Regions from separate parts of the Homo sapiens genome. Here all the other regions are linked to region 3. Evidence: chromatin contacts called from ENCODE Hi-C or POLR2A ChIA-PET data. All regions are on one chromosome and are shown on one strand. Each heading gives the region's core, a stretch centred on a gene start or an enhancer-like site at or near the end of the contact. The rest is flanking DNA. Distances are from core to core; before and after follow the strand shown. Region 1 overlaps LDAH (lipid droplet associated hydrolase). Region 2 has its middle 29 kb from the start of PUM2. Region 3 has its middle 13 kb from the start of HS1BP3-IT1.

Region 1 (3,672 bases), core at 1,150-3,649, 170 kb before region 3:
TTGTCGCAGCTTCACTTAGTCATAACACATAGGCACCATTGCTGCTCTCCCAGAAAAATGGATGCATCTGTAATAAGCTATATAAACAGGTGAAGTCTTTCAAGGATTTTGAAGATTTACTGTTTTTTTAAAGCCTATTTAATGAAACAGGTTGTGCACAATCCACACCTAAGCACCATACTTCTTACCTTGTGGCCATACCTCAAATTGTTTCTTAGCTCCTTTTCTAAAAAATGATTACAACAATAATAATAAATTCAAGAAAAATAAGCATCAAAATACTTTCCTCTAACCCCTGCAAATGTATCCAGTATAAAAATTCCCAGTGTGCATATTTACCTTCCTGTACTGTTCAAGAAAACACGGTTGTGCTTCATTATCAAAAGTTCATTCTGGTAGATAACAGAAGAGAATGTGAAATATGCGAAAATGTTTTCTTAGGATAGAATGAATTGGCTAACATGGGAGTTCTTTTTTTAATGAGATAGTAACATAAGAAAATGTTTGGTCGTGTACACAGATTTGGAAACCTTCACCACACAGCTGTGTTATCAAATTAGGCATACTTCCTTGACTTAGGTGATTTTTTTTTTTACCAATATGAAGAATGAAAAATTTTTATTACTGTGATTTATCAAATTTGGACTGCAAATTTCATTGAAATTATCATTACAATATCTAGGAAAAGTGTCACCCAGCAGGTAATAATTGTTGTTCTCCAAAGGCAAGAGAGGAAAACCAGTCTCATCAACTAAGTATTAGTTGTGATAAGGTCTTTGGTCTTCTTATATTTTTACAAGGCAGTGACGCATTCAATGTACATATTAGAACTTCCTTATTGTTTTGGTCCATTCCCATTATTTCAGACTGCATTTTAATTCTCAATTTGTTATTGATATAGATCAATCAAATATAACCCTGTGGTTGCTTATATATTTTTAGAGTTTCCCTTACATGCAGTTTTGCTTAACATGGGTCACAGTAAAGGATCGTTTATAAAAGTAATGGATTGTTTCCTGTTTCTGCCAGCTGATTTGATCAATCTGAAGTTCCTTATGTACTATGGGTTACATAACCAGTCTGGAATCTGTGTGGTACATTCTTCTAGTTTGGTATTAACTGAATTAATCATTTATATTCTTTAAATCATTGAGGACATTTTAGTAAACACTTGAACTGCTCTCTTCTTCAAGTACTCTGCTCCAGCAATACTGTTCACCTGGCTCTTACTCAAACACACCACTTTAGCTTTCTATGGCCTCTGCACATGCTCTTCCCTCTCCCCACAAAATTTATTTTTCCAAGCATCTCTTAGCTCACCCCCTAACTGCCTTTGCACAAATGTCACCTTTCATCAAAGCCTTTCCTGAACACCCTATTTAAAACTATCCCACCACCCCTAGCAATTTCTAGTCCTCTTTTATTATTTTATCTGCCCCGTCATAGGACTTGTGACTTACTACCATCATACATATTTGATTCAATTATTATTTATTGCTTAAATTGTTATGATCATTTATTATAAATCATGTATTACAGCTAATTAACATACATATGCTCAGTCATTTACTTGATTAGTTATTAGCCTCAATTATATCTTATTTTTTAATATATATTTTTATTTGACAAATAGAAAGTATATAGATTGGTACAATATGATGTTTGGAAATAAGCATATATTGTGGAATGACTAAATCAAGCTAAGTAACTTATGCAGTACCTTACATGCTTATCTTTTGTTGTGATAAGAACACTTGAAATCTATTCTACTGTCTTAGAAATTTAAAAATGGGCAAAGGACTTGAATAGACATTTCTTCAAAAAAAATGCAAATGACCAACAGGTATATGAAAAGGTGCTCAACATCACTAATTATCAGAGAAATGCAAATCAAAACCACAATGATATATCACCTAACACCTGTTAAGATGTCTATTAGAAAAACAAAATGTAACAAGTGTTGATAAGGATATGGAGAAATAGAAATCTTTGTGTGCCTTGTACACTGTTGCAAGAGCATTAGTAGAACTACTTTGGAAAACTCTTTGTAATTATCTACTAAAGATGAATATATGCCTACTATATGACCCAGTGTTTCTACTTTGAAGTGATACAGCCAACAGAAGTACATGCATACATGCACCAAAAGACATATACAGAAATATTATTAGGACTTCTGGTTTCCAGTTCCACATGTAGGGAGCTTAGAAGTTGCCACTCCAACCCTAACAAGTAAAAAGCTAAGCAAACTGAGAAATCAATTCTTATCGGACCCAGGATAGGGGAGGACACAGGGAAAACCACTGTCCCCAAAAGACTAGAGAGACAGACTGGCAAATACCGAGAGCCACAAGTTACTAGAGCATGCAGTCACAAACAGAAACCCCCACAGGAAGCAGTGCCATGGTAGAAAAACCTGAGCTGTAATTGATGAATTATAGGAGGTTCAGTATGAACAACTCTGAAAGTTTTAAACTCCAGGAGGACCCACTCATGGGGAAACACCACAATTTTGTTAGACTTACCTACATGAGCTCAATTAGATTCTCCAAGTAAATATTGCAGAAAAATCCCTATGTGCTTCTGGCAGGGGGAAGGTGAAATGAACCATTTTGAAATATGCCAGAGCACTGTGCTCTTCTTAACAAGGTCTGCCCCCAGGAGAAATTAGTTAGCTAAATCCTAACCTGCTGGGGTATTATTAGAGCCTGACCCAAGGGAAGGGAAATACCTAACTCTTGTCAGCTCTAACCTTCTGCATCAGAGAAGGGAAATACTAAACTCCAGACAACTCTAGCCATCCTGTCCTACCAAAGAGGGGAGAAGAATACTGAGGAAACACTTAGAAGTTTGTACACCAGAGGCATATGCTTACTAAAAGACTGAGACTTAATCATAGGATGATAGAATGTCTCCCCTCCCCTTTCCCCCACCTAACTGCTACATTGCTAAAAGCTGATTTATAAAAGTTCCTTTTACCTGGTACATCATGTCCAGCTACCAAGAAAAAATTACCAGGCATACCAAAAGGCAAAAAAAAAAAAAAAAAAATCTGAGGAGAATAGAGCAAGCTTCAGACCCAGACAGATAGGGATTCTGGAATTATCAGATGAGGAATTTAAATCCACTATGATTAATATACTAATGGCTATAACAGATAAAGAAGGCATCATTCAAGAATAGGTAGACAATGTAAGAAGAGAGATGGAAATCCTAAGGAAAAAGCAAAGAGAAATGCTAGAGAGTAAAAACACCGTAAAATAAAAATGGCTTTGATGGGCTTATCAGTAGATTGAACATGGCTGAAGAAAGAGTCTCTGAGCCTGAGAATGTCTCAACATAAACCTCCAAAATTGGAAAGCAAAGAAAAAGACTGGGAAAAGAAAAAAAAAGAATAAGGACTGCAGGACAACTACAAAAGGTGAAACATATGCATAAGGGGAATACTAGATGGAAAAGAACGAGAGAAAGAAACAAGAAATATTTCAAACAATAATGACAGAGACATTTCTTAAATTAATGTCAGACATCAAACTTCAGATCCAGGAAACTCAGAAAGAAAATAATAGGGGTTTGAAACTCAGATCTCCATAAAGAAAAGAAGAGCATCAGAGAGGGAATAAACAAAGACTAAAATGTTCATTTTTCTTATTCTTAATTGATCTAACTGAT
Region 2 (3,676 bases), core at 744-3,243, 200 kb after region 3:
AATTCAATGGAGAATTGTCTTTACAACAAATGATGTTGGGAGACTGGATAGCTACGTGAAAATAAATGAATTTGGACTCTAACAGCTTAGTCCCTGGGCTGCTGGGGGAGGGAGAGGGTAGAAGGGAGGCGTGGCTGCTGGGGCCCCCTCTAGACAAGCACTCTGGTCCCCAACCTGCTGTTCCAGGGGTTCCTTCCAAGCACACTCTTTCCCCAACAAGATCATTCCATTTTTGTCCCCGTCATTTGGGAAAATGTAGTTTCTCCTAGCTTAACCATGCCTTCAGCAACACAGAGCCATGCATGCTTCTCAGATGTAGCTCCTTGGATCTCTGGTCACAATGGGCCTTTTAGGAAGCACTGGGGCCTCACACACCCTGGCAAGAAGCCCAGGGAGAGGGTCCTGCATGAGGTGGAGTGGAGCAGCCCAGGGCCTTTGATACCCTGGACAATATTGGTGTCAAGAAATTCTTTCTGTATGAACAGACGCTTCTCAGAAAAAGACATTTATGCAGCCAATAAACATGAAAAAAAAGCTCAACATCACTGATCATTAAAGAAATGCAAATCAAAACCACAATGAGATACTATCTCACACCAGTCAGAATGGCAATTATTAAAGTCAAGAAACAGGCTGCGCACGATGGCTCATGCCTGTAATCCCAGCCCTTTGGGAGGCCGAGGGGGACAGATCACTAAGGTCAGAAGTTTGAGACCAGCCTGGCCAACATGGTGAAACCCCGTCTCTACTAAAACTTACAAAAATTAGCTGGACGAGGTGGCACACGCCTGTACTCCCAGCTACTTGGGAGGCTGAGGTGGAAGGATCGCTTGAACCCGGGAGGTGGAGGTTGCAGTGAGCTGAGATCGCGCCACTGCACTCCAGCCTTGGCAACACAGTAAGATTCTGTCTAAAAATAAAAAAAAAAAAAAGTCAAGAAACAACAGATGCTGGCGAGGATGTGGAGAAATAGGAATGCTTTTACACTGTTGGTGGGAATGCAAATTTGTTGAACCATTGTGGAAGACAGTGTGGCGATTCCTCAAGAATCTAGAACCAGAAATACCATTTGACCCAGCAATCCCATTACTGGATATATACTCAAAGGAATATAAATCATTCTATTATAAAATGCATGCACACGTATGTTTATTGCAGCACTATTCACAATAGCAAAGACACGGAATCAACCCAAATGCCCATCAATGGTAGACTGGATAAAGAAAATGTGGCACATATACACCATGGAATACTATGCAGCCATATAAAGAAATGAGATTATGTCCCTGAGAGAGACATGGATGGAACTGGAAGCCATTATCTTCAGCAAACCAGCACAGGAACAGAAAACCAAACACTGCATGTTCTAACTTATAAGTGGGAGCTGAACAATGAGAACACATGGACACAGGGAGGGGAGCAAAACACACTAGGGCCTATTGTGGGGTGGGCAGGGGGAGGGAGAGCATCCGGATAAATAGCTAATGCGTGCGTGGCTTAATACCTCGGTGATGGGTTGATAGGTGCAGCAAACCACCATGGCACACGTTTACCTATGTAACAAAACTGCACATCCTGCACATGTACCTGGAACTTAAAATTTTAAAAAAAGAAAAAAGAAATCCTTTTAAGAACACTCTGGGACACAAATGATGGGAACAAGACCAAGTCCTGATTTCTGAAAGCTCCGTGGCCCTACAGCCCCAGGAGCAAGAAGGAGAAAGTGATTGTCAACTCAGAGACCTCGAGTAGGTGCCAGGCCTCTCCCATCTGTCAAGGCAGGAACAGCTGGCCACAGCCTCCAAGCTTCAGCAAAGCCAGGCAAAGAAGCAGCCGTTCCTGCCCTATCTACTGAACCCAGTATTTCCCACCCACGAGAGCCCTATAAGGACAGGACAGAGTCCTGGGAGAGGAGCTGCCTCACGGCCCAAGAGCAATCTTGGCACCGCTCCCTACGGGAGCACCAGGCCCAGGCAAAGGCTGGGAGGGTGGACGCCCAGGCCTGGACTGGGGGCTGCCGCCCTCTAGTGGGCCCAGAGGGACAGAGGGAGAGAGAAGAACTGGACAGAGAGAAAGAGGAGAAAGAGGAGAAAGACAGAGAGAGAGAGAGAGAGAGGGCGTCAAGGCAAAGGGGAAACAGAAGGACATGGACAGGCGAGAAGTAGGGAGAAGCAGTCTCATTCCCGGGCAATTCAGCTTCCCACTGGGCAGTGCATATTTCACCTGATTTGTACATTGGTCCCTGAGAGCTCTGTGAGGGCGAGTGTGGCCAGGGCTCTCATTCATCACCAATAGCTCTGACGGAGTTGGGAATTCCTGAGCCACTGTTCTTTGCTGATCTTATCCGGCTGCCTCCTCCTGTGAGATTGCACCGAGGACCCGCTGCCAGATGGGTCAACTTAGGTGTCATCTCCTTCTGACTCCAACTGTCCCATCCATTCCTCTGATTTCCACCCAATCCTTATATTTTTGCTAAATCTGTAGTTCTATTCTTGACCTCCCTCCAGAGCTTCAGACCTGTACACCAAGTTATCCACTGAACACCCCTCGTGCACGCCCCTGAAACACCTCACACTCACTATGTGCAAAATGGAGCTCATCGCCTTCCCCAAACCCACTCCTCTTTGTGGCGTCTCTAATCTTCAGCAACCCTACCATGTTTACTTAACATGGTAAACACTGCGAGGGGCCACCAAGGCTCCCCTCAGGAATGAGGGGTTTATTCTCCCAACTGCTAGAAGCACTGCCGGCAGAAAACCAGGGGTTTCCTCAACTGCAGAGAGCCCCTCACCCAAGCTCATTCCTTTCCCAGAAAGGTCCACATCCTGTGACCCATCAATGTGAGAACACAAAGACCCAGACCCGTTGCCCCGGCTGGCACAACTCTGCAGGGTGGTCCCAGTTTTGCAGCTCCCGGGAGGGTCAGAGGGCTCTCTGTTGAAGCTGTACTGCAGCTCACTTTCTCCATCTGCCCAATCCTGCTTCCTCCCCTTCCCTTCCGTAGGCATTGAGCCCAAAAGAACAGCCGAATCAACCTTTGGATGTCTGTCTGAGACTTTTTTCCCAGGAGTGCATTCTGCATGGCGCCAATCAGAATCCCAAAAGAAAAAATCCCAAACACCATAATCGCAAATGGTGAAATCCTGAAAGATCTAAAATCCCTACCATCTAAAATCCTAAATATCACAACCCCAAAAGACTAAAATCCTGAAAGCTGAATTCTGAGAAAGGAATTCGAACATTTTCAGTTGTAGGCAGGACAGTTGTATCATGTCAGTTGCACCACATTAAGCAGAACTATTACTTCATTATTGTTTTTATTTGCATTTGGTGGAAAATTCAGATGAGTGGATTGGCCACTTATCTGAACGACAACAAAAATTACAGTTTAAAAATGCGTCATTTTCTGCATTGGTGAATATTCCATCTGGCTGATGAAATTCCAGGAGCTTTTAATAAATATAAAGCTTCATTTGCCTGAAGAAGCCAGCAAAGTTATTGACTGGTTTGAAAATAATTATGTTCATGGTAGAATAAGAAGACATGGTGTTGCTGTCCTATCGCCAGTATTGCTTCCACCAAATTCATGATCTGTATATGAGGGCATGTGAAATGGATTTCTGAGTCCCCAAAACAACATAGAAACATGGCACAGCAGATGGGAAAATGTAGGCCG
Region 3 (3,655 bases), core at 477-2,976:
GCACTGGGGCCTGTTTTCCAACTTTTGCGGAAGACAGCCTGCTCTTTGGGAAGGATGTTGCCTGGAGTGCATGCCTGACAAGCTGGCATCTGCATGGGACACTAACCTGGGGCTGTGCCTTCAGCAGTGGTATCCTTGGGTCTGGGCCAATATCCGTGGTGTGAGTTCAGCAGGCATGGGACTCTTGTTCACATGGTCCATGCACACTGAACTTAAATATTGATTTTCAAGAATAACTTCCAGGTTGCTCATCACTTGTCTGCCTGGGTGTTTACTTCCACCAGCAGCTCCTGAGGGTTTCTTTTACCCCCACTTTCTTTGTCAGCACTTGATATTATCTGACTTGGTAATTTTTGCCAATCTCATAAGTGTAAAGGAGAATCTCACTGTTTTAATTTGCATTTCTCTGATAACTAGCGAGGTTGACAACATCCTCATGAACTTGTTAGTCATTTAGATTTCCCTTTCTGTGAATTCTTTTTATAACCTTTGATTCCTTTTAACAAATTAATTTTTGCTTCCCCACCCCACCAAAGTTTCTTTTCTTTTTTTTTCTTTTTTTGGAGACAGAGTCTCGCTCTGTCACCCAGGCTGGAGTACAGTGGCACAATCTTGGCTCACTGCAACCTCTACCTCCCAGGTTCAAGCAATTCTCCTGCCTCAACCTCCTGAATAGCTGGGATTACAGGTGCACACTGATACGCCTGGCTAATTTTTTGTATTTTAGTAGAGACGAGGTTTCACTGTGTCGCCCAGGCTGGTCTCGAACTTCTGAGCTGAGGCAATCCACCCGCCTCGGCCTCCCAAAGTGCTAGGATTACAGGCATGAGCCACCACACTCAGCTTCCCCCTTGGAAGTTTCTAAAGGCCTCCAGCTTGTTTGAAACCCAGGGGCAGGCCCTCAGCCTTGCCTTGCTTATTCTTGCATCTCTGCCCAGCTTAGCCACTAGGCTGTGTGCCCTCTGCTCCAGTCCTTGCCCCCTTGGGGCTGTGTCCCTGGGTGTGGGCCAAATTGTGGGTAGACTGTGGGTATGAGTTCAGGGAGTTTCTGCCCTAGATAAGGGTATGTAGATTAGGATAGAAACAGATCCACAAACAAAACATTTTCACTTACATTTTAAAGGCAGGAGGAAGAGAGAAGTGGGAAGGAAAGATCACATGCAGAACCTTTGTAGGTGCAAGGCCTGAGCCTGGAACTTTATGTGCCTTACGTTAGGTCATCCTCACAATAGCTTTGTCTTTTTTGAATGATTTTCTCCATTTGAAAAATGAAGACAGAAGAATCAGTGAGTCTTGGAGACTTAAACCATGGCTCAGAACCCAGGTTTTCTGCTTCCCAGCCAGGCCCTGGTCCTGGAGGGAGGGTATTCCCGTGGGACTTGTGGGTAGGTGACTTGGTATTGGTTTTCCTCTTGTCACAGGGTCCCAGGCAGCTCAGTGGGCCCCCACCTCCCAGAAAGAGTATGGGTTATGGAGGACTAGGGAGAAAACACAAATGACCCCATTGAGCCTGGTATGCCGGGGGGCTTCCAAGGCAAACAATGGCTCTCTGTGTCTGGTTTCTCTGAGGGCCGGAAGTCTCCAATGCATGGCCAACTGATGAGTCATGCAGGATATCTCCTGGGCCCAGCTTTGTTGTGCCGGAGGATCTTTCAGCCCAGCCTGAAATGGCAGATGATCTCATCAGGCTGGATCTGGGGAAGCCCTGTCTCTCGAAGTCCCGGTAGGCTCACGGCCCACTAACAGCCAGGAGGCTGGATGCTCTGGCCTTGAGACAGTTCCCGGAGGCACCCTATAGATGCTGGGCAGCTGCCGCCAACCCTCAGCCAGCTCGGATGGAGCCAGCCTGGAGGAAAAGGCTCCTGTGCTCATGGAACCCAGGGAAACCCCCGCTTTGTTCTCTCTGGACACAGCACGTGTCTGGTGGCCGCCCAGCCTCAGCTGTGTCCTGTAGAGTTTCCTGGACTTAACAGAAGCCTCCAGATGAGCATATTAGGAGTGCCCCAGGGAGGACTGACCTGAGACCGGAAGGAAGTCAAGGGCTTCAGTGGCCACCAAACCTGGCTCAGCCTGTGAGGCTTGGGAGGGGACACCGCCTGACTTTCCACTTGGCTGCCTTCAACAGAGGTTTCAGAAACAGAAAGCCTTGTAGTACTGAGGCTATTTTTAATGTTTTGAACCTGGACATTGCTGTTACTGTTGATGTTTCATGTACACCCCACTGGTTGATACAGAGCATGGCTCCAGAGTCACAGCTACACACCCAGGGACTCTGGCCTTGAGCAAATTACTTTCCCATTCTGAGCCTCAGTTTCCTCCCCTGTCCAGTGCAGGTGGCAGTACTGCTCCCAGGGCTGTCATGAGCATGTAGGAGATTGCCTACGCCCAGTGCCTCACCCATGGCCAGCCCTCAGTGAATGGTGGTCCTCTCTCTTCTCTTCATTCCTCTTGAGCTTTGAAGAGGTTCTTGGCTGGGCATCTATTCTTATTCACCTCCCAGAGGGTCTGGCCTGAACATGTTCCTTGGGAATGCCCATCTTTCCTCGGGATATAGGTGGTGTGTGGGGCTGCCTGCGAGAGCCTCCGGGCAAGAACTGCCCCGGTTGTCCAAGGGCCAAAGATGGTGTCATCACTGCCCTCAGCTGGGGCTCTACTTCTGGTTGGTTACCATGGTGAGCAACTTTTCAGAGGACAGCCCAGAGAGACATGCTAGGGTAGAGCCTCAGGGCCCAGGTAATAGGTGTGGGGCTCTGCCCTGAAAACCATGGAGACCAAGTCCCCTCCTATGAAGACTGCATCCCATCCCGCCTCTGAGGGCAGCCCTGGAGCCACTTAGGAGCCACAGGTAGGACGCTAGGCACTGGTCAAGAGAGGCTGTTCCCACCCCCACCCTGTGCCACTCTCCCGAGCCCTGATTCAAGGGCACAGCCACGTGAGCCTGCTTCCTGCACCCCTTGCCAGGGATCAGCAAGTTGCCTGAGGGGACATGATGCAGCTTGGAGTGTTCCATGCCAGAGGTCCCCAGCCGGCTGGATCATGATGAGACATCAGGCACGTTACTCAGTCTTTGCAGATCCATGGCCCCTGGCCACAACCTACTCAGCTGTGAAGGGGGTTGAAGTCACACTGGACAGGCTTGAGGAACGAGTGCCCTGAGGCAGGCCTGGAAATGTGTTTGCAGGTGGTTCTGATACATCAGCATATGAATCATTGATCTGATCAGTATAACAGAACCCTGGAAGCCCAATCCCCATCCAGCCCCAGTGCCGGGGAGTGTAGCTTAGACAATACCCCCTCATACTTTAATCTGCTGCTCCAAGAATGCGACCTAGCCTGAGGTTCAGAGGCCTGGCAATTCCAGCTCATGCACCCGGCCTGAGTTGGTCTGGCCTCTGCTTGCCTCCATCTCTGGACCCTCTCTCCCTCCCAGGCTGCAGCCACAGACAGGCACTCTTACGCTCCCAGATGGCGGTGCTGGGAGGTGCCCCTCACCTTGGGCCTGGAGGCTCTTTCTTCCTATGCCCCTGGTGGAGCTGGGGGGACACCTCCAAGCCGCTAACATGTCACAGGAAATGCAGGGAGACAGGAAGATTGCATGGTCTAGAACTTCTCTCTGGGAGATCGCTGCACTTGTTTCAAAGGAAGCCCTGGACAA

Evidence for each region. A loop is a pair of places that touch in the nucleus more often than their neighbours do. ChIA-PET counts read pairs that join two places held with the same protein, here RNA polymerase II (POLR2A). Pooled maps may share reads with other maps.
Region 1: a pooled map shows a loop between it and region 3 (4-fold over the local background). The contact joins two enhancer-like sites. A Hi-C loop is called at or near these places in 2 of 37 single-sample maps with no recorded cell type and 4 of 50 pooled maps.
Region 2: a pooled map shows a loop between it and region 3 (2.5-fold over the local background). The contact joins two enhancer-like sites. A Hi-C loop is called at or near these places in 1 of 168 maps with a recorded cell type or tissue (naive thymus-derived CD4-positive, alpha-beta T cell), 5 of 37 single-sample maps with no recorded cell type and 11 of 50 pooled maps. POLR2A ChIA-PET finds 5 or more read pairs at or near these places in 3 of 52 experiments (OCI-LY7, activated CD4-positive, alpha-beta T cell and activated CD4-positive, alpha-beta memory T cell).

The regions. Positions count from the first base shown.
Region 1 is chr2:20,743,603-20,747,274 of GRCh38, reverse strand. All of the region lies in intron 4 of LDAH (lipid droplet associated hydrolase), which reads left to right. Among named protein-coding and RNA genes, the nearest start is that of LDAH, 78 kb to the left of the region's middle. Within about 2 kb of position 2,399, at least 2 of the 41 ENCODE cell types and tissues checked have a DNase peak (open chromatin) inside an H3K27ac peak, as active enhancers do.
Region 2 is chr2:20,377,553-20,381,228 of GRCh38, reverse strand. No RefSeq gene overlaps it. Among named protein-coding and RNA genes, the nearest start is that of PUM2, 29 kb to the right of the region's middle. Within about 2 kb of position 1,993, at least 12 of the 41 ENCODE cell types and tissues checked have a DNase peak (open chromatin) inside an H3K27ac peak, as active enhancers do.
Region 3 is chr2:20,577,427-20,581,081 of GRCh38, reverse strand. It overlaps a transcript of HS1BP3 not described here. Among named protein-coding and RNA genes, the nearest start is that of HS1BP3-IT1, 13 kb to the left of the region's middle. RefSeq lists enhancers at 104-665, 1,492-1,551, 1,742-2,071, 1,050-2,249, 1,036-2,548 and 1 more. Within about 2 kb of position 1,726, at least 33 of the 41 ENCODE cell types and tissues checked have a DNase peak (open chromatin) inside an H3K27ac peak, as active enhancers do.